Linked DNA regions of Mus musculus: regions 2, 3 and 4 are each linked to region 1. The links are chromatin loops, found by intact Hi-C in ENCODE. Cell type or tissue: heart. All regions are shown on one strand. Region 1 holds the start of Tbc1d4 (TBC1 domain family, member 4). Region 2 overlaps Tbc1d4 (TBC1 domain family, member 4). Region 3 overlaps Tbc1d4 (TBC1 domain family, member 4). Region 4 overlaps Tbc1d4 (TBC1 domain family, member 4).

Region 1 (5,000 bases):
AGCCCCAGGTTGAGAACTGCTGTTATATTTGCACGTGCTCATTAAGGAACTCAAGGTTCTATTTAGTAACAGAACACTTCGAGTTAGAAAGCTCTGGAGAAATACTGGACACTAAGCTAGAAGAGTATAATGCTTTAAAATGACATTTGAAACTCCTCTATCACACTGATTTTTAAGTTACTCAAATATGCAGTTATTGTCTCAGTGGGTGCAAAAAATAATAGAAAGGTCTTCCGACTCCATATTTGCAGAATCATACTTACCTGACATTCTGACATTTCTAACTTCCTTAGACTGGCCTCTGAAATCACACACCCCCAGGCCCAGATACTTATAGGTACTTTGGTGACAGTGACGCGCCAGCCAAACAAGTATAAATGCAATACTACCGAGCCTGAGAACCGGTGCCCCGTGCTCTCCAAGCGCTTCCAAGAAACACACACTTTCACACACGCACACAGGCGAAAGCCAGGCAAGCCATCCATCACCAGTCACCAGGATCCTCCTGGGATCCGCGCTTTTCCTTGAGTCCTCTGCAGACTTGCCAACTCCTCCCAGGTCCCAAGACCACTCTGAGTCTACTTCCCTTCCTCCCGCTCTGGGCAGCCAGCCGGTCCCCAAGACCAGAGCAGCAACGAATCGCTTTCTCTCCCATTCCCATATCCCAAAAACAGAACGAGGGGAGCACCGGAGCGCGCCACGTGGAGCGCAAGCCAGCAGCCAGATCCAAGACAGTTCTTAAAAGAGAGGCCCCTGCCTTGCCAGTCCGGGTGGCCCCAGTCCCGCCCCCTGGCACCCACAACTTACCTGGTTAGGATCCGTGGCGCGGAAAACGTGGCAGGCCATCTGTGACTCGGGGTCGTCGGGCTGCGCCTTGATCAAATAGGCAAAGTAGGTGAGGTCGTGACTGTTGTGGATGAAGCGCGAGATGTGCTGAGCCTTGTGCTCGAAGATGAACACCCCGGTGTTGGGCTGCACAGCCCCGGAGCCTGCGCCCCCGCCGACCCCGGCACCCGGCGCAGGGACACAACGCAGAAAGGGGGCGCTGAGCACCAGGATCACCTCCCGGGCTGCGGGCGCCCCGCAGCCGCCCGCATCGGGCTTCTGGCTGCGCCGACGGATCTCGGCCATGAGCCAAGGGAGCATGGGTAGCGTGGTCCTGCGATCCAAGCAAGACCCTCCCACGTACCATAGCCGGAAGCGCTTGTCGCCAGGCTTGGTGGCACCTGGCTGTGCTGGGGCACTCGGCTCAGGCTCCAGGGGGTGCGGGAAAGGCTCATCCTGAATGCAGCTAGGCGACTCCATAACTCGCGCCTAGCGAGGGCACCGCGCCCCCAACTCTCACTGTGCAGGAGCCGAGGAAACTGCTAACTGTCGCCCCAGGCCCCCGCGCCTGCCTTGGTGCCACCAGTTCTTAAAGTCCGTGCTTCAGCGGCCCTGCCCCATGCGACACTTCCCCGGGCGCGGCTCCGAGCCTTTGGCTGCAGCTCAGTGGACTAGCGGGAGACCCAGGCTCACGCGCGCATCCTCCTTCCTGGAGATCGCGCCCCAGGGCAGGTCTGTTCTCCAGCCGCCGGTCCGTCCTTGGGGTCCGGGACCAGGGCAGCCGCGGTCTCTCGATCCTGCTCGGGCTCCTGCTCCTGCAGCCCGCTGCGGCCGGCGCGCTCACCCAGCGCTGGCACGGGAAGGCTGGGCGGAGAGTGGAGCTGTGGGCGGGAAGGGGCGACTGGGGCGGAGCTGACTCCTAGCAGGGTGACCGGCTGTCACCTGGAAGGTCGGGGGTGCCCGCTTGCGGCCCGCTCAGTCCTGGAGAACTAGTCCAATGGAAAATAACAAAAACAAACGTGGCCTCGAGCAGGCAGCTCCTGCACCCGCCGATTCTGCAGCCCAGCTCGCTGCTCCTCCTCCAGGGTTCCCGTCCCTCCCTCGCTCGCTCCTTCCTTCCTTCCTCCCAGGCTGCTACTTTAAAGCCGGCTGCTACTCCGCCTCTAGTCTACGGGCGCAGAGCTTTGCCAAGAAGCTGAGGTCGCCTCCCTGCCTCCTCCTCCGGCCTCCGCCCCTCATCTCGCCTCGGGGGGCAGTCGTACCCAGCTTGGCGAGGGCACTTCCCGGAGCAGGCTGGCCTCTCTCCTCCTGGAGACTCTACTGCCCCCTGGAGAGGGGCCATTCGCAGTGGGGCGCTGGGATTTTGTTTTTGAGCAATATTTGCTTAGTTTTATTCTGTCTAAAGCCTGAATATTACTATGTTCTGCATCCTTTTTCTTAATCTCAAGGACTCATCAGGATTTGATCACAATTCTATGATAAAATACATTCCAATATTCACTTTAAATTTCAACATTGCTTGATATGAATCTTCCCATTTCTTAGTGCAGCTAACTTCTTAAAATACACAGAAGTTAAACTTCTTTACCCATGCCCATTTCAGAGCTAGTGCAAAATTCTTCCCTTTTACATATGAGAATACATATTTCAAAAAAATTAGGGATAATTTGATTATTGTAATTTTAAAACAAAACAGTAAAATATAATTCCTTTTCCATTCTAGCATTTTAAATGGGTTTTGTTATTGGTGCTGCTGTGTGTTTAGTGTTAGTATTTTTAAGTCAAAGTCTCCTTCCTAGATAGTACAGGTTGACTTGGTACACTCTATCCTCCTGCCTCAGTTTTCCAAGACCTGGGATTATAGGAATGTACCACCATCCTCGGTGAACTCTCATACCTTCGTTATACCTTTGCTGGATGATAAGGAATGAGCAGGAGAAAAACCAAAATAAAGGAGGAAACTTTAGGGGTTTTTGTTTTATTTTGTTTTTCGAGACAGGGTTTCTCTGTGCAGTCTTGGCTGTCCTGGAACTCACTATGTAGACCAGGCTGGCTTCGAACTCAGATCCACCTGCCTCTGCCTCCCGAGTGCTGGGATTACAGGCATGTGCCACCACTGCCCAGCAGGAGGAAACTTTAGACTTACTTTTTTCCAGGTGCTTAGAAGAAAAAATGAAAACTCCAGGGTTTTGTTTTGTATTTAGTGGTCTTGTGATTTTCTCTAGGGTCATTTTGCTTCCTGTTCAGACAAAGTCAATAGGGTCAAATATGCTACACTTCTGGGACCACCACATAGCTAGCCTCTTTTTAAGAACCATCTATGTTCCAGGATGAAGATGTTATCAATTGGTTGAAGTCGTTTACTTTAACATGAAAAAAAAATCTCTGTGGAAAATACAACTCAAGTCTTCAAGGAGGAATTAAACACTCTGAGAACAGAGATAGAAATTGTCTAAGATTACAGCAGACTTCGTGCACAGATCTCATTTCCCTAAGTCGCACCTCTGACACTTGTGAAAGAGAAGGAAAAGAAAAAAAGCCATGGCTCAGTTAGAGAAGCCTTAGTGGTCCCTCCAAGTCAATCAGTGTGCGGACTAGGACTGTGTTTGGAGCCCCACTGGACCAGTTCCTACTGGCATAATTAACTCAAGCCAGAGAGAATAAACTTTTGGTGATTGGCAGGAAAGGCAAGCTAACTGTGGTTGTACCGGTCACTCTTTATTTCAGAGATGTTTACCTTTCATTTATAAATCGTACTACTATCTGGGAAGATGGCTGTCTCTGCCCTCTTTAAGTTGAGCATGGCCACGTGACATGACAACGATGTGTGAACAGAAGTGACTCGGGTCATGTCTGAAGGACAAGCATTTAACTGGAAGCAGAAGACTGCACACTTGTCCCACTCTTGCTCTCCGGTGGCCATGGTGAAAACAACACATTCAGATGGAGGAGCCTCGTGATCAGAGAAGAACGGAATGCTGAGCCATCGCTCTGAGGACAGCTGTCCTGGAAAACGCCAGGGGCAAGAGAGACGCCTCACACATAAATGATAAACTCTTATCCTACTAAACCACTGGGATTGTGGGTATATTAAATATTAGTTTCCTTATTAACCTGTCCTAGCCTGTCAAATAAAATACACATTCACTAGTATATACTTATCATAACCTATTTTATAAATACTGATGGAGTCGACCTAGTAGTTACATGAACTATGTGGTAAACTGTTAGATTCTTACAATTACTGTTTTGCCCCCAGAACTTACAGAATCATTCACATATAAAAACATTCAATTTTGTAATCATCAATTGGATTTTGAAAGTAGTATATGTCTTAGGATTTTACTGCTGTGAACAGAAACCATGACCAAAGCAACTCTTATAAGGACAACATTTAATTGAGACTGGCTTACAGGTTCAGAAGTTCAGTCCATTATCATCAAGGTGGGAACATGGCAGCATCCAGGCAGGCATGGGGCTGAAGGAGCTGAGAGTTCTATTCTTGTTTGTTGTGGATTGCCCTGGTGCAGCTAGAAGAAGACTGGCTTCCAGGCAGCTAGGATGAGTGACTTAAGCCAATGCCCACAGTGACACACCAACTCCAACAAGGCCACACCTCCTAATAGTGCCACTCCCTGGGCCAAGCATACACAAACCATCACAATATGCCACTACAACATAGAGGACTTATTACACCGCATATGCAGGTGTACCGTGTTTACTATGTGCTGACACAGACCTCCACCGGAAACCTCCAGTCCTTCTACTCTCAACCCCAGCTATTCCAAATGAAGACTGAAAGAATATGTGCAGAGACAACATTTCTAAAGACCCGGTAGAGTTCTCTCTTCTGAGGAATCTTGGAGAAATCTGGACCAACAATACCCAGAAATGAACTTCATATACAGCTTAAATGATCCTGTACTACCCCAAATAAAACTGTACCAATATTACCAACATTGCCAATATTACAACGTGTTAGTTGTAAGGTGCATTCAAATCCTTAAATAAAAAATATCACATGTGTAACAGAAGGCCTTGAATTAGTATGACGGAGTAAAATTAGAATGGTGAGATGGCACACTGAGGAGAGCATTTTCAAAGAAAGCATGAGGACCTGAGATGAAATTCTCAGAAGCCACATAAAGCCAGGCACAATAGCAGTGTGTATTCCC
Region 2 (5,000 bases), 92 kb before region 1:
ATCCCTCAGAAGAGAGAGGATGGCTGGCATAGAAAACATGACACTGTTATCCTACAGATGGCCTTTAAAGCTGTAAGATTAGATGGTTTTCATCAAGAGACTTTGTACAGGGGCTGGAGAGATGGCTCAGTGGGTAGGGGGCTTGCTGTGTAAGAATGAGAGCTTAAATTTAGAACCCCAGAAGCCAAGTCATCCAGGGGAGTACACATACGTCATCCTAAGACCCCATGAGATGGGAAGTGGAGATAAGCTGCCCCAATACTCCAAGGCCAGCTAGCCTGACATACTCTGCAGTGAACAAGAGAACTGATGCCCACGGCTGTCCCCTGACCTCTACTCTGTGACACAGTTTAAAAGGAAAAAGGTGTTGCACACGTATCAGAGAGAAACAGACAGAAAATTCCCCAGCCCAGCCCCCTCCCATGACTCCAAGTGCATACCAATCCAAGTGAGGAAGACTGAAGACATGTGAACAAAGGGAACTGCATCAAGAACCAGGAATAGAAGCATCAGAGAAGACCCTGAGGCCAGAAAAAGCGGAATAACCAATATGCTTGGGGTCATTGGTGGTTTTCATCTCTCTCACACACACACACACACACACACACACACACACACACACACACACATACACACATTGTGTAGGCAGCAGGCAAAAGCCATACTAGGGTAGACAAATTCAGGAACAAAGCCTGAAGCAACAGGGACAGACTGGCTCTGAGGACTTGGCTCAGCTGTTGCTTGCTGCTCTTCCAGAGGACACAACTTCCATTCCCAGCACTTGTATCGCAGCTCACAACCATCTGTAACTCCAGTTCCAAGGGACCTGAAGCTCGCCATGCATCGGGCACACACTTGGTGCAGAGACAAACATGCTGGCCAAACACTAATAATATACACACACACACACACACACACACACACACACAAAACAATAAAATAAACCTAAGGAAAACGTTACAAATAAAAGTATTCAAATGATGGCTTCTGATGAAGAAAGCCGCAGGAACAATGTCTGTACGTGGGCAAAAGGGAAGAGACAACACAACGGAGGTGGGAATAGTTCAGCGAGTGAGGCAGGGGCTGCAAAGTGCTGCTGTGGGCAGGCATGGCGCTGTGGGCAGGCATGGCGCTGTGGGCAGGCGTGGCGCTGTGGGCAGGCATGGCGCTGTGGGTAGCAGACTTCCTCCTTCCACTCCCGCAAGCTCCTCTGTAAATCACAAGGCAGCTCATGAGCAGAGCTGAGGACAGGGAGGAAGATTCAGCACGGCACTGAAGGTGAGACATTGAATTTAATTCAAAGTGATTACAGGCCAACTTGCAAGGCAAACTTGTCTTGATATCTTAAGGTCACTCTTTCTGAGATGTCACGGAAGCAATTACAAGTTAATGGAAGGTTTTACTAGAGAGCTTAAATATCTTGGGTAAGATCTGGTCATTGGCAAATAGAAAGCTGGAGTCGGCACCTACATGAAGGCATAGAAATAAACTACGCTCCCAGCATAGGCTGTGGCTGGGGACTAAAGTGGAAGTTTCTGGTTGTAATGCGATGCAGACTCACATGGTCTTTTGCTGAACAAGACTCACACTGCATTTTGCTGAGGCAGACTCACATGGTATTTGGAGGGCGGGAGATTGAAGTGTTTTAAAACCCTTCTTAAAAGTGGGATTTAAAAAACCCTAAGCCTACAGGGAGCTATTCTAAGACGTATTGTATTGGTTCCCTTTCTTGTTGCCATGACAAATTATCTACTTATACAACTTAAGGAAGAGTTTATTTTAGCTCATAGTTTGAAGGGATGTAGTCAATCAGGGAAGGAAGAAGCAGGAGGTAGCTAGCCCCATTGTACCTGAAGTCAGCAAGAAACAAGAAAAAACAAGCCGAATTTTCCTCTGCTTGCTTTCTCCTTTGTTCTGGAATTGCAGCCCCTGGGAAGGTACCACCCATATTCAGAGCAGGCCTTCGCTCCTCAGTTAAATCTCTTGGAGACACGCCCACAGACAGGCCCAGGGGTGTGTCTGCTAGGTAACTCCAAATCCAGTTGGGAGAACAGTGAAGATTAACATCACAAATGCATTTTGCAGTAAGTCTGTGTATACTTACACGGTAAGAGAGAACATTTTGCATCTTACTTGTGTCGCTTATGAAAAATAATTTTTTATTTCTTTTCTGATATAGATACAATTTTCAAAAGGCAAAGTCATTGACTCATGAGAGTGAAACTTCTTATGCACTCAGAAAAGTCCATCTGTTTTCTAACTGTAGCAACACAGCGTACAGGACTATGAAACACTGTGAATTACTATTATCTATCATGGCATTGTGAAATTCATGGTTCTGAATGCTGCAAGTCCCTGCAACCAATACAAAACACAGTGAACCAATCTATTAGTTGATTCTATTGATCAGAAAATGTACTTAATGCTTAGTGCCCGCATTTACTGTAATGACCACGAGGGGGAGTGTTTTCACCTGGACTACCGTAATACAACTGCAAAAGAATAATACTGAAAAAAATAGTTTGTAAAATGTCATTACCACTGCTCTTATTTTAGACCGTTTTAGATATAAAATCAACCACTTAGAAGCAAATCATTGTAAATTTGAATAATTAAACAAGTGTGCCAAACCAATTAGCAAGTTAATAAAAAGAAAGGTTACTTTGAATAAAAAAATTATCGTAAAGTCAGGATTTAATAGACTTGAACCTGTTAAATATGTTCACAGAGAGCATAATAAACATAGTAAGAAAATATGTCTTGGCATTTTATCAGGGTATATGAAAATATAGAGCCTTCTAAACAAAGCGACGGAGGGGACAGTTAATAAATTTCAACTCATAAAATGTCTGAACTCAAGAGGAGTGGAGGCTTTAGGCAAGCCGTGATTGTGCAACGGAATGGGGGCCAGGGGGCAAGTGCTGAGCCAGAGAGAATCTGGACACCCCAAGTTCGCTGAGATCAGTAGATAGAGTTGTAATGGTATCAGGAAACAAACACACCACACATTTCTCAGAAACCTATTTCTGTCCTGGCGTGCCACATTGCTTCAGACATTCATAACAGCACAACAGATCTTTCACATTGTAAAGCCCTCTTCTCCAGAGATTTCAGTTGCTTGCATACAATATCTTTAATCTATAAAGGTGCACGGGCTCCTCTTCTTCCAAGACGAAAAACAAAAAACAGAAACAAAAACAAACAAACAAACAAAAAAACGATCCTAACTCCATATCACTGAAAGATAACGTGAAAACACACAATTGCCTTGTCTCCAAAAATAGGCGGGCAGGGAGGGCAGCCACGAGCAGCCAGATGACTCTCTGACCCACGAGGGCACATTCCGTGGGTCAGAGAAGACTGCTGCGTTCTCCACGGTCCCAATTAAGACTGGAGCTCGGTATGACCCTGTCCTTGACCCTTACAGTAGAACTTCACTCCTCTGAAAAACAGGGGTCGAGGTGAAGTGTGACTGATACTGTTATCGCCAGTATGTTAAAAATGAATAGTGCGATGGCTTCCAGCGAGGTTGCCTTTGGGGCTGTCAGTACACGTTCAGATCTGGGAGCACAGTCAACATCAATCACCCAGGGAAGCTCTAACCAGAAAACATAGAGTCGGCTCTCATAGCAGCAGAGTGGAGGGGTTCCTCAGTGTTCATTAGAAAGCACAAAGCCACCTCCTCTTCCCACTCCACTGAAGAGAATCTAACCATTAGGAGGCTCAAAGGACATGATTCCTCCTGTCACCTTTGGTGGTAGAAAACAACAAACCAGCTTGGTACCGTAAAGGGCTTTTCCAGAAATAACATGCTTATATGTGCTTTACAGATCTGGCATCAAATTAATAAATGCAATACACACTGTCGCAAGCAATAAGCCTCTACCTCTGTGATCTCTGAAACTGCTTTGAGAGACACCTGAAAGAGTGCACCTCCCAGCCACAAGAGGCCCCAGCCTACCTTGTGCTCTCTTGGCAGGTTGCTTCTCCCATTCAGCAGAACTCCTAATATGTTCTGTAGCAGTGTAATCAAAGACCTCAAGTAGATATTTCTACTTATGGAACTGTATAAATACCACACATTTGGCTATGGATTTCTAAGTCCTTCAGTTTCTCCTCAGAAATTTAAACTGACTTGTAACACTATCATATTTGTAAGAATATAGAAGCCTTGGGGAAATGGCTCAGTGAGTGGTGTTTGCAAGAGAGCCCAAGTTCAGGTCCCCAGAAGTCAGTCAAATGCCAGGGATGGAGGTGCCTGCCTGTAATTTCAGCAGTGGTGAGACTGAGACAGGCAGGTGCCAGGGGCTCATTAGCCAGCTAGGTTATCGTGACATCCACACACATTCAAGCATGCACACACACACACACACACACACAGAGAGAAAGGCGTGTGGTGAATGCTAGGTAGGCTATCCTAGCATCCACACCTGAACACACACACACAGTCACATACACACACACACACACATGGGGGGGGGGGGTAAAGAATACCTGAACATCTTCTTAATATCTCTGGTACTAGGTTTAATGAAGCTAGTGTTTTGGTGTTAGCATTGCAACCAACATGATTTAAGATAGAAGAAATGAATAAAATCTGTTCAATGGTCACTAATAATGAGTGTGCACGCTGTGATCCTGTGGGCAAAATTCAATTTCATCAGCCTTCTCAAAGAAGAGATGTTTATTGAAGATGAATATGCTCTGAGAGACTTCACACCCGAAACCAAACTCAAAGCAAGCGAGGGTTTCTATGTCTATGTGTGAACAACTCTGAAAAATATCCGTGAGGGATTTAGCTGTGGTAGACACGACTGTAACGTCTAAATAGCATCCACTACAATGTAGATCAAACTTGGTGCTGTCGATTCTTGTACCGTCTCCAATCCAAATCTACCCCCACAAAGGCGCACAAGAAGCCACTCTGGTGACAGGTTTGGACAGGTTTCATTCAGTCCCACCAGGTCTGCTTTAGATGTACCCTAACATTACCACAGTGG
Region 3 (5,000 bases), 140 kb before region 1:
ATCACTACAGTATCTTGAGTGTGACCAAATGTGAGAGGTAAGACAGTGGAACAAAGCACAGGGAAAAAGAAAAGAAGAATGGAGAGTTTTACACTCTAGATTCCACTTCCTGAGTGCAGAGAGTGAAAAAGTGTTTTGTACATTGGGTTTAAAATATCTCTCAGTTGGTTCTATGTTTGCTCATAATCCTGCAATGTAAGATAAATAAAACCATACCTAGTAAATATATATAACCTTTCCCAGAATCAGCCTAATACCATGTAAAATAAAACTAGGCTAGATGACATTCAAACCCAGAAGACACGAGGCAAAACACTTATATTAAACTCACAACTTCTTTTTCCTTTTTCATTTCAGTGCTAGAAGCTAAACTCAGAGCCTTGTACATGTTGGGCAACTGCTCTTCCACTGAACTTGTTCCTCTGTTGGGCTTCTGAAATGGGAGAAATGGCCTTTAAGTGGTCATCCTACAATACCAGCCCCCCCCCAAAAAAGAAGGGCCATCAATTATAACTCTCAGAAGAGTCTCTTTTTTTATCTTAGCACTGTGGCCAAATGAGTCTCTGAAGATGTTTCTCTTCATGCATGGCCTATTGTAGAGCAATCTTTAAAACTTTTGTTGCAAGTACAAAGAAGTCAACGTGTTAGATTTTGACAGGGAGGTGGCATGTGCTCTCAGGAGACTGGTGACACAGGCAGAATAGGGAAAGTAGAGCAGGCAGAGAGCGGATGCTTATAGTGACAATGGGAAAGACACCATTCTGGATGTTTTTCAGAGAAAGTGAGACCCTCCAGGAAACGGTATTACCACCATCCTTCCTGTCCATAGCCAGGAACTTGGTGCTTTCCTGACTGTGACCAATGGGACATCGGCAAGGTATCAGCAATGCCTCGCAGGAACCACCAATATGAGAGGATTAGGGTGAGGAGGGGCAGGCTGCATCTCTTCTCCAGATGCTCCTCTTTGGCAGGCTTCCTCAGGATGCTCATTTCTCTATCTTCCTGGGATCAGGAAAAAACAAACAAACCCTCCTCATATGCATATAAATCCCTATCTACCAGCTAATCCACCGTTGTAACTTTAAATTTCAATTGGAATTTTCTTGGAGACCTGGGCTTTAAAAGAATTTCAATGCAGAATAGAGTAGAAACAGGACTTTAGCTAGCAATGACATTGTACATGGCTCTCTGTGATCTCTGATCACACCACAGGGCGCATTTCTGTTTCCACAGCCCTCAGAGTGTGCAGAATGACAGCATGCATTCAGAAGACAACCAAAACTGTATCCTTAACTGATGCGGCTAACCACAGGGAAATAGGAAAAGTTATTAAAGGAAAATGTTTGGCGTGTTAATCACCTTGACTCTGAAGCAGTGTCCTGTCTAGCAACAGGAAAACAGGAATGATATTAGCACAGAAAGATAAATGCCCCAAACCAGGATTTAAAAAGACATTCCATAAGTCATCAATACATCACAGGCAAATTAATTCTACAGTGAACCCTAGTAAATAATCAGATCGATCAATGAATACAAGTGAATTATAAAATAAAAACTATCCCATAAACAGTTTATCACCAATAATTTTCTTTCTCATTAAAAATTATAGAATTGAATCAATGAGTATCGCCATGTAAAATAATCATTTACTTTGACCAACAAACTTCAATATAAATAATTTTTAAGCATGACCTTAAAACTTGTAAAGTAACTCCTCACCAACACAGAAAACTCTGTTGCTGGAATGGAAATGCAGTATTTAGTGAATATCCACTATAAAAACATGCATCATCAGGCACAGACATGACTCAGCTACCAAGAAAAACAATATTAACCTTTCAAAAATTAACTTGAACTAAGGTATTAATCATAAAAATGCATGTATTCCTTTGCTGCTGCAATTTCAAATCTGTGCAAATGAATCAATCAGCTAACAAACTGTGACATTCAAAAGACCTTGAGTCCTTTTTTCTCAGGACCCTCGCATGAATTAATAATTCAGAACAGTGGTCCTGTTCTAAAAAGTAACACTGTCATTAGCCTATATCCAGCTATGTCCTATTCCCGATTCGGTTAGGAATATTTAGAGATTCATTTATGCAACTAATAAGATAGTAGGTACCCAAGTGACAGGAAAATTATAGCTGATAACATTATATACCTCCTTCCCTCATCATTATGAATAGTTGGAGGTATCATCATAATTGTATGTACATGATGTTCTCTCTATAAAAAGTAATAATGAGAGATGTAGAGTTCAGAAGCTACTGAATTAAAGCCATTCTCTTAGATGTCATCATTCTTGGGAAAGACATCCGTCCTAATGTGTTAAGAACAAAGGATGTGGTACACTCTACTCACACATAGACTAGACTGAATAATCTACATTTGTGCAAGGAGAGAGTTTTATAAACGTATACAGCAAATGCAGCAAAATTATTAATTAGTCAATATAAAGGATTAAAGGAAATCCTGTAATATTTTGTAATTTTCTATAAATTTGATGTTAATTCAAAACAACAGAAATATATATTCTCGTCAAGATTGTAAGTAGTATATTTATGTCCGAGCAACTTGTTAGTTGAATATACCTAAGAACATACATTTTGTCCAATACTGCTATTCTGAAGACATCCATTAATGATACATGTGCATGGACAACTGAAAATATATACAATAACTGTCACAACAGCAAAATCCTACAACCCCTTCTTGTCCATGCACAAGAGCATGGACAGATGATATATTAGACAGAAGACTGCATAGCCACAGGACTAAATGCACTGCAGCCACCTACAGCCAAGAATGGATGTCACAAAGCAATGCCAAAAGAAGGCAGATACAAAAATAAAGGATGTGCCCTCATCCCATGTGAGCATTTCAAAGCAGCAAAACTCAGCTCTGCTCTGTAAGGTCAGAAGGTAGCAATGGTCTAAGAAATGAGACACCAGACTTCTGGTTCACTTCCACTTGTGAACAGGTGAGTGTCGACATGATGGTGTTCTCTCTTTGGTGACCCACTGAGCTGTGGACTTAAGAGTTGGCGTGCTATCCCGGTGAAAATGGTTTTGGGTTTTTGTTTTACCTAAACTATACTTCAGACCCGCTGACTCTGTACGATGAAATTAAAAGAGTTGGGTGTGGAGGGTACCTATTCTCTAATTTTTAGAATCTATCACAATTGGAAAAAACATCGAAAAGTACTTATGCAATGTTCTGTATGTTGAGGACTTTACTCACTCATCGGCAACACTGAAAATGCCATAGCGACTAAACAGTGGATTTTGCCAACCTCAGACTCATGTGTATATACCCACCTTCTGACTTCAGTACCCTCTCATTAGCATGAGTAATGGGGGGGCGCGATGGGGAATAAGCATCAAAAATAAACCACAAACAAGCATGAATCCCGGAAGGCAAATAAACAACCTACTTTGAACAACAGAAGTATCCTCTCTGTATTAACGACAACCTCGGAAATAGCCTAGGATTCACATCCAGTCTCTGCTGACCCTTCAGCTTCTTAATAACTTTTGCTGTCATTTTGGGAAAAGGCTGTTCCCTACTTAAGGAAGGAAGATAGGGCTCTCCCTATATGCTTACCTCAACTATGTTGAACCCTTTGAATGGACTTACTGAATGATGTATTCCTGTGAGAGGACAGGGTTAACAATGCCTTGATGGTGGGAACTTTTGGTTCTTTAAACTCACAGCATCTATAGTAGACTATTGCATGCAAGCTTATTTAGAAACTTTTCTCACAATATTCCCCCATGAAAGTTCTTTATTCTATTGGCCTTCTGTCACCAGAGGTTCTGTTTGAACACATTGTATTAATGCAAACGGAAATTTCACGTTCTTCATCCTGGTAACCCAACATGAATGAGTGGGGCACAAATGGACAAAGGACACTCAGAAATAAATCTAGGATGTAGCCAATCTACACATTTAATGAGGCCTATCTACTTATACACTGACTTTCAGATGTCCTTACACCTACAAGAAAAGAAAACAAAAGACTAGTCAAGAAGGTATCAGTGGCACACATGCTGGCTGACAATACCCAACTCTCTGCTTGACTACAAGGATTGCCAGCCATGAAACAACTGGAAACAGCCCACACATCCATCAACAGGAAAGCAGATAAACTATGCTAAAATAAGCAGAATGCTACACAGTAGTAAAAAAGGAATGAGTTCATCTAGACACAAAAATAGTAAGGAAATTGGGATTGTTAAGCCAACAGTAACCCCTTAGAGGAATCCTATCATGTCCCATAAACTGACAATAATCCACTTAGCAGTTACAGAACCAATATAATAATCTCAACTTAGAAAGAGGCTCTTCTCCAAAGTCCATTGTTTCTAAAAAGGGTATTCAGGGAGGGTTATGTAAATGTTCTAGGGCAAACACAGGAAGAAAAGCTACAGGGTTCAGATCTCATGATCTGTGGGAACCTACTGACTTCTCCTGAGCCTACCGCACGGCATACAATGAGACTCAAACATGTCAACCTGGACATTGAAAAAAATCAAAGTAATGCCTTAGAGATACCCCAAGTACTCACAAATAAAGAGATATTGCACCCATACTGTTAGCATGGCTGCTTTAGTCAGTGCCCTTGTGGTGCCAAAAATATACCCAGAGACGTAAAAAGAACAGAAGCAAGACTGTGGAAAGCTTTCTTACTACATAATGACACCAGGTCTTGTTTCCAACCACACAAGGTTTAGATTCTGGGATGGTGGCTAAGAAGGGCATTTCATAGATCAAACACTTAATTCAAAAAGCTTTGTTAAATACACGCTCTAATTATTTTTTCTTAATAAGATTAATGGGAATTGAACTCCGAGCATTAGAAGCAGGTTAGAACAAGCACACAAACACACGGGTTTCACTCTGAAATTAACCGGCCACTTTTTTGTTTGTTTGTTTTTTGTTTTTTAGTAGCATTATCAATGTATCACCGGAGCAAAATGGCACTTGGCAAACAGCACACC
Region 4 (5,000 bases), 50 kb before region 1:
CAAACAGCCTGAACATTTGCTCCCCAGAATACAGATCTTAAAGGCTGCTGTGATCGTGGCCTTTATTACCTCAGCACTCACAGCACTCATGAGCCAAAGACAGCGTCCCTGGGCCTGGCCAGCCAGCTAGCCTTGCCTATTTGAAAAGTTCCAGCCAGTGAGAGACCAAAAAAATAAGACGGACAGCTCCTGAGAAATGGCAGCGGAGGCTGATCTCTGACCACCACTTGCAAGTACATACAGATGCATGTACATACATATGAACACATGCGCACATACGAACATGTGTATACGTGTTCAAAGGCATACGAAGAACGTTAGTGGACTGCTGAGGCAGGCCTCACACACAGATTATCACCATGCATTTATATATTTTGAGCAACCTAAAATGTTGAACTGGTTGGCACATCCAGAGGGGAAATTATTTGATCACTGAAAACGATGACCTGATTGTCAAATCAAAAACAGGAGCTGGCAATTGAATAAGCTCAATTTTTAAAATAATAAATATCATTATAAAGGTAGTTTTTATTTTTTAAAGAAAAGAAAAACAAACCGTGTATGAAGATTCCATAATGAAACCCCTTTATTCTGAGTGCTTCTTTTTTTTTAATTAATAAAGAATAAGTGTGTACAGTAACTAAAAGGTCAGGTATATGAACAGCCAGGAACCAGAGGCTGGATAGCCCACAGACCTAAGATAGAACCAAAAGTGACTGGACCAAACAAAAAGTCAATAAAATGACTCCTACTGATATTCTGTTATACTCATAGTTCAGTTCCCAGACTAACTATCGTCAAAGATGCTTCACGAAGTAACTGGTGAGAGCAGAGGCAGAGACCCACAGTCAAACATTAGGTGGAGCTCCGGGAATGGCAAGGAAGCGGGAGAAAAGGGATTGCAGGAACCAGAGGGATCAAGGACACTGGAGAACACAGTCCACAGAATCAACTAAGCTGGGCTCTTAAGGGCTCAGAGACTGAAACAACCACCACAGAGCCCGCATGATCCTCTGCATATATGCTATGGTGGTGTATTTTGGTGTTCTTGCGGGACTCCTAACAATGTGAGTGCGGGTGTCTCTGACTATTTTGCCCGCTCTCGGGACCCTTTTTCTCCTACTGAGTTGTCTCACCCAGCTTTGCTACAATGGTTTGTGCTTAGTCTTACTGTAATTTGTTATGTCATGTTCAGTAGATATCCCTGGGAGGCCTACTCTATTCTGAAGGGAAATGGGGGAAAAGTGAATCTGAGGGAGATGGAAGAGACTGGGGGAAGTGGAGGGAGAGGAAACTGTAGTCTTTACATAACATATGAGAAAAGAATTTTTAAAAGACCAGGCCTGGTCCAGTGATACCAGTAGCCCCAGAAGATGGCTAAGGCCAGCTCGTTGGCTGATAGCCTCAGGGAAAGAGCTTGATTGAGGAAATTAGACAGAATGTAGAACATGGCACCCACCATCTTCCTTCATCCTCTCTGTGTACTGATATGCACACCGCAAGTGCTCATATATCATACACATATACTACACTCTCAAATACATGCATGCATGCATACATACATACATACATACATACATACATATATACGAAAAACAAAACTAAGTGGAAATATTGAACTGATTAAGGGAACTACCAGGAAGACAGAAAATGTCCCGTAAAGGAATTAGTAAGTGCCTGAACTGGTGCCCAGGACAAGGGTTCTAAGGCAGCTCTTCTTAAGAGGGAGAATGCACTGTAAAGCCACAGTGCAGAAGCAGATGCCAAACCAATCCTTTAACCATGCTGTCCCAAGCTCTGTTTTCATTAGGCCAGGAGCTGAGACAGACAGGGTAGGGACAAATGACCCATCAGAAGGGCACATTTTCCTAACCCTGCAGCTACTGCAGAAGACTAGAGAACCACCAACTCTGCCTTCTGAAACTCCAGTGTAAAAATGGTGACACCGCCCTGTGACGATAAGCCAGGTTACCAAAGCTTAGGATTGTCGACACTTAAGGAAATGCTTTTCCACTCCAGCCTTCTATGAAGGCAGTGGTCTCCTGCTTAAGAGGGAACACAGCCTACGGGAACAAAGATCAGAACTGTATCCTGGCTCTAGCTCAGTCTTGTCAGTAAAGGTGCTGTGTGGTCATCAGCATTCTGCCTAACTGTTGATTCTCATATATATAAAATCGGTATCAAGACTCTGACCTCTGCTTAGCCAACAACTATGACAGTCACGTGGCATAGCATGAAGTGCTTTAGAAATCCAATCCAAAAGTATCAACCGTAACGTTGACTTTCTTCCTTCAATTAGAAATGGTGCAGTCTGTCAAATAGAAGCACACCAATTTTAACACAGACCCAGTAAAGGTTAAATTGTTATCCCATACCCATACATAAAGAAAACCACAGAAAAAGCAAAGCAGAACCAAGAGAAGCTAGGATACCTCCCTGCACAAAGAGGGGGTCAAGTGTGAAAAGCAAAAATAACATTAACCTTTTGCCATCATTAATAATTCATATACATGATATGAATATGCTTGATGATTTCCTCTATTAGGTAACACACCAAGGAACACTAATTAGGTCATAAAAATCTTATCTGACTCTACAAATAAGTTAGTATGGAAATTAGCAGGCTCAAATTGGAGATCTCCCCCTCAGAGGAGCGTCTGAGATGCCCCTCAGAGGATGGTCTCTCCCCTCAGAGATTAGGGAATACCATGGAAGAGGGGGAGGAAAGACTGTAGGAGTCAGAAGGAAAACGAAGGCCTTTGAATCAAGTAAGCAGGGCTCACATGGGTTCACAGAAACTGAAACAAAAAGCATAGAGCATGCAAAGATCTGCACCAGGTCCTCTGTGTCTATGCTGTGGCTGTTAGTTCAGTGTTTTTGTGAAACGCCTAATAACATGAGCAGGTCTATCTCTGAGTCTTTTCCTCCTATTGAGTTGCCTTGCCCAGCCTTGATATGAGGGCAAGTGCCTTGGGTTAGTGTCTCTTCCTTTGTGCAGTTTGGTTGCTGTCTCTTGAGGGGGCCTGTTCTTCTCTGAAGAGGAAAAAGAGGAGGAGGAGTGAGGAAGAGGGTGGGAAGCTCAGAGGAGTAGAAGGAGGGAGAGCTGTGGTTGGTCTGTATGGTGTGGGAGAAGAATCTACTTTCACTTAAACAGTAAGAAAAGTATCAGTGAAGGCAAAGCCAACCTCTCCTTCTTTATTCCATCACTGAAAATTATCCTAACTTTGTAATCATAAAGTGTGTACCTCCAAGGCACGGCTAATATGCTCGGCTCAAAGTCCTGATACAGAAAAGAGCTTCTTGAGTTTATTTACAAAACAGAGGTTCTGGTTGACCCAAAGCTTCCTGGATCTTCTGCTCCACAGACAACACCAAGGTTTCAAAGCCTGAAGAACCGGGTACCTCCAGCTGCACATGAACGACTCTGCTGGCTAGAAACGCCTAAACAGTTCTTCTACCAAAAGAAAGCCTGTGAGAACTGCCACTGTTGAGCAAGACCACGCAGGCTGTTTAACCAAACAAAACAAGAGACATCTTCTAAACAATGCCAAAATGTTTTTTTGTTTCTTTATTTGCTTGTTTGTTTTTTAATTCATGTAGAACTAGTGCTTTTGAATCCCAGCCAGGGGTTGGGATGGAGAAGAAAGACAAAAGACATTGAAGAAGGTTGGGGGAAATTAATAAAGGAAAACTATAGGAAAGTTGATTAAAAATAGAGAATGCTCATAAGATCTTCTCCCAAGAAGCCATTACAACACTATGGAGAGAAATTTAAAACAAACAAATGAAAAACTGTAAAACTCCTGGAGTGCAGAAGATTCCTGAAGGACTCGAATAAACAGATCTTCCGATGAATGCCACAATCTACATGATAATGAACCCCCAAAACAGCCAACTGGAGGAAGGAAACTCCACAGAGTCCATCTGTAAGCAAGATTAGAGAGACATACTTCACCCTAAACTTCCCAACAAGGAGGTCAAACAGGACAAACAACGCCTGTGTCATTCACTGCGAAGACGAAAGTGAAGACTGAGAAAAAGAAAGTTTGACATGTTTGTCAGCTGAGTCTCCACAGCTCCCCTGGAGCTACAGCTGCGTCTCTTCAGAGACTCACTCTGTGATGAAAAATTATTGGTTTCACTCTGTCAACAAGAAGTGACAATTAGACACTTTCTCAACAAGAAACAAACACAGAGCTTTAGACGCTGACAAGTTTCTACTCTGTCTGGAAAAAAACAAAACAAAACAAAACAAAAACCTTAATGTTGTTCCGATTCTTTGAAGAATTCAACAAAAGGTCTTTCTCCGAATACTAAATTAAATAAGCCATTCAAACAGCCCACGCCCATCCTTCACTCTTCCAAGTGTATACTCCAAAAGATGTCTTCTTTTTTGATGTCCCTTTTTCTCAAATATGACCAGAGGGTCACTGGAGCTGTTTATAGGGCAGAACAGGATGCTGGCATCACAGGGAAGGGGCGCCGATGGGCTTCTCTGTTGTCTTTGGTGCCTTTGCTTTCGGCCAGCTTAGCGCTCCAGGCTCACTGAGGGACAGATGGGAAGTCGCACTAACCAAATGGTTATTATCTGTGCAGATGGCTGTCTCTGTTTTGAATCGTCCAGTCTTGTACTTCCTACTTCATTTGTATAGGTCTGGACAGTCGCTCCCTGAAGGCTTTTTTGTATGTAATTAGGGCTCCTCATTGTCTCCCTGCCTGACCCTCCCTGTGAGTGAGGCATATTCCATTCCCAGTGCACTTGTTCATGCTCTCACCCTCCCAGACTGATCCACCCAGAACCGAGAATACCCTTGCTGATAACGAGCGTGACTCAGACTCCACTCCTGAGGGATTCCCAGCAAATGGACCGCACCGCAAGCTTAAACCAGGCTATTTCTGGAGCTGTCCCAGAGACAGTAAATGGGATGCCAGACTGACAAGTGAGTTTTGTGACAACTTACTAAACTCCTTCTTCAAGAATCAGATGTGGAGACTACCTA

Evidence for each region. A loop is a pair of places that touch in the nucleus more often than their neighbours do. Peaks named below come from ENCODE experiments on the same cell type or tissue, not always from the same donor. Only the 100,000 strongest peaks of a DNase experiment are listed, where the experiment ranks them.
Region 2: it touches region 1 in a loop (6-fold over the local background); 24 of 42 quality-filtered maps call a loop at or near these places.
Region 3: it touches region 1 in a loop (2.3-fold over the local background); 6 of 42 quality-filtered maps call a loop at or near these places.
Region 4: it touches region 1 in a loop (2.6-fold over the local background); 5 of 42 quality-filtered maps call a loop at or near these places.

The regions. Positions count from the first base shown.
Region 1 is chr14:101,607,156-101,612,155 of GRCm38, forward strand. It overlaps Tbc1d4 (TBC1 domain family, member 4), which reads right to left and starts at 2,036. Exons shown (of 19, transcript NM_001081278.2): 1 at 808-2,036. The coding sequence starts at 1,305. In heart, CTCF peaks have their summits at 1,018 and 2,152 (motif pointing left); DNase peaks (open chromatin) are centred at 866, 1,016, 1,746, 1,896 and 1 weaker place; H3K4me3 peaks cover 2,351 bases; H3K27ac peaks cover 2,128 bases.
Region 2 is chr14:101,515,074-101,520,073 of GRCm38, forward strand. The region is part of intron 1 of Tbc1d4 (TBC1 domain family, member 4); the gene reads right to left. Among named protein-coding and RNA genes, the nearest start is that of Tbc1d4, 92 kb to the right of the region's middle. In heart, CTCF peaks have their summits at 2,453 and 3,940; a DNase peak (open chromatin) is centred at 1,168; H3K4me3 peaks cover 637 bases; H3K27ac peaks cover 1,266 bases.
Region 3 is chr14:101,470,069-101,475,068 of GRCm38, forward strand. The region is part of intron 10 of Tbc1d4 (TBC1 domain family, member 4); the gene reads right to left. Among named protein-coding and RNA genes, the nearest start is that of Tbc1d4, 140 kb to the right of the region's middle. In heart, no CTCF peak of the experiment used is centred here; no DNase peak of the experiment used is centred here.
Region 4 is chr14:101,556,794-101,561,793 of GRCm38, forward strand. The region is part of intron 1 of Tbc1d4 (TBC1 domain family, member 4); the gene reads right to left. It also overlaps the pseudogene Gm34417. Among named protein-coding and RNA genes, the nearest start is that of Tbc1d4, 50 kb to the right of the region's middle. In heart, no CTCF peak of the experiment used is centred here; a DNase peak (open chromatin) is centred at 4,798; H3K27ac peaks cover 490 bases.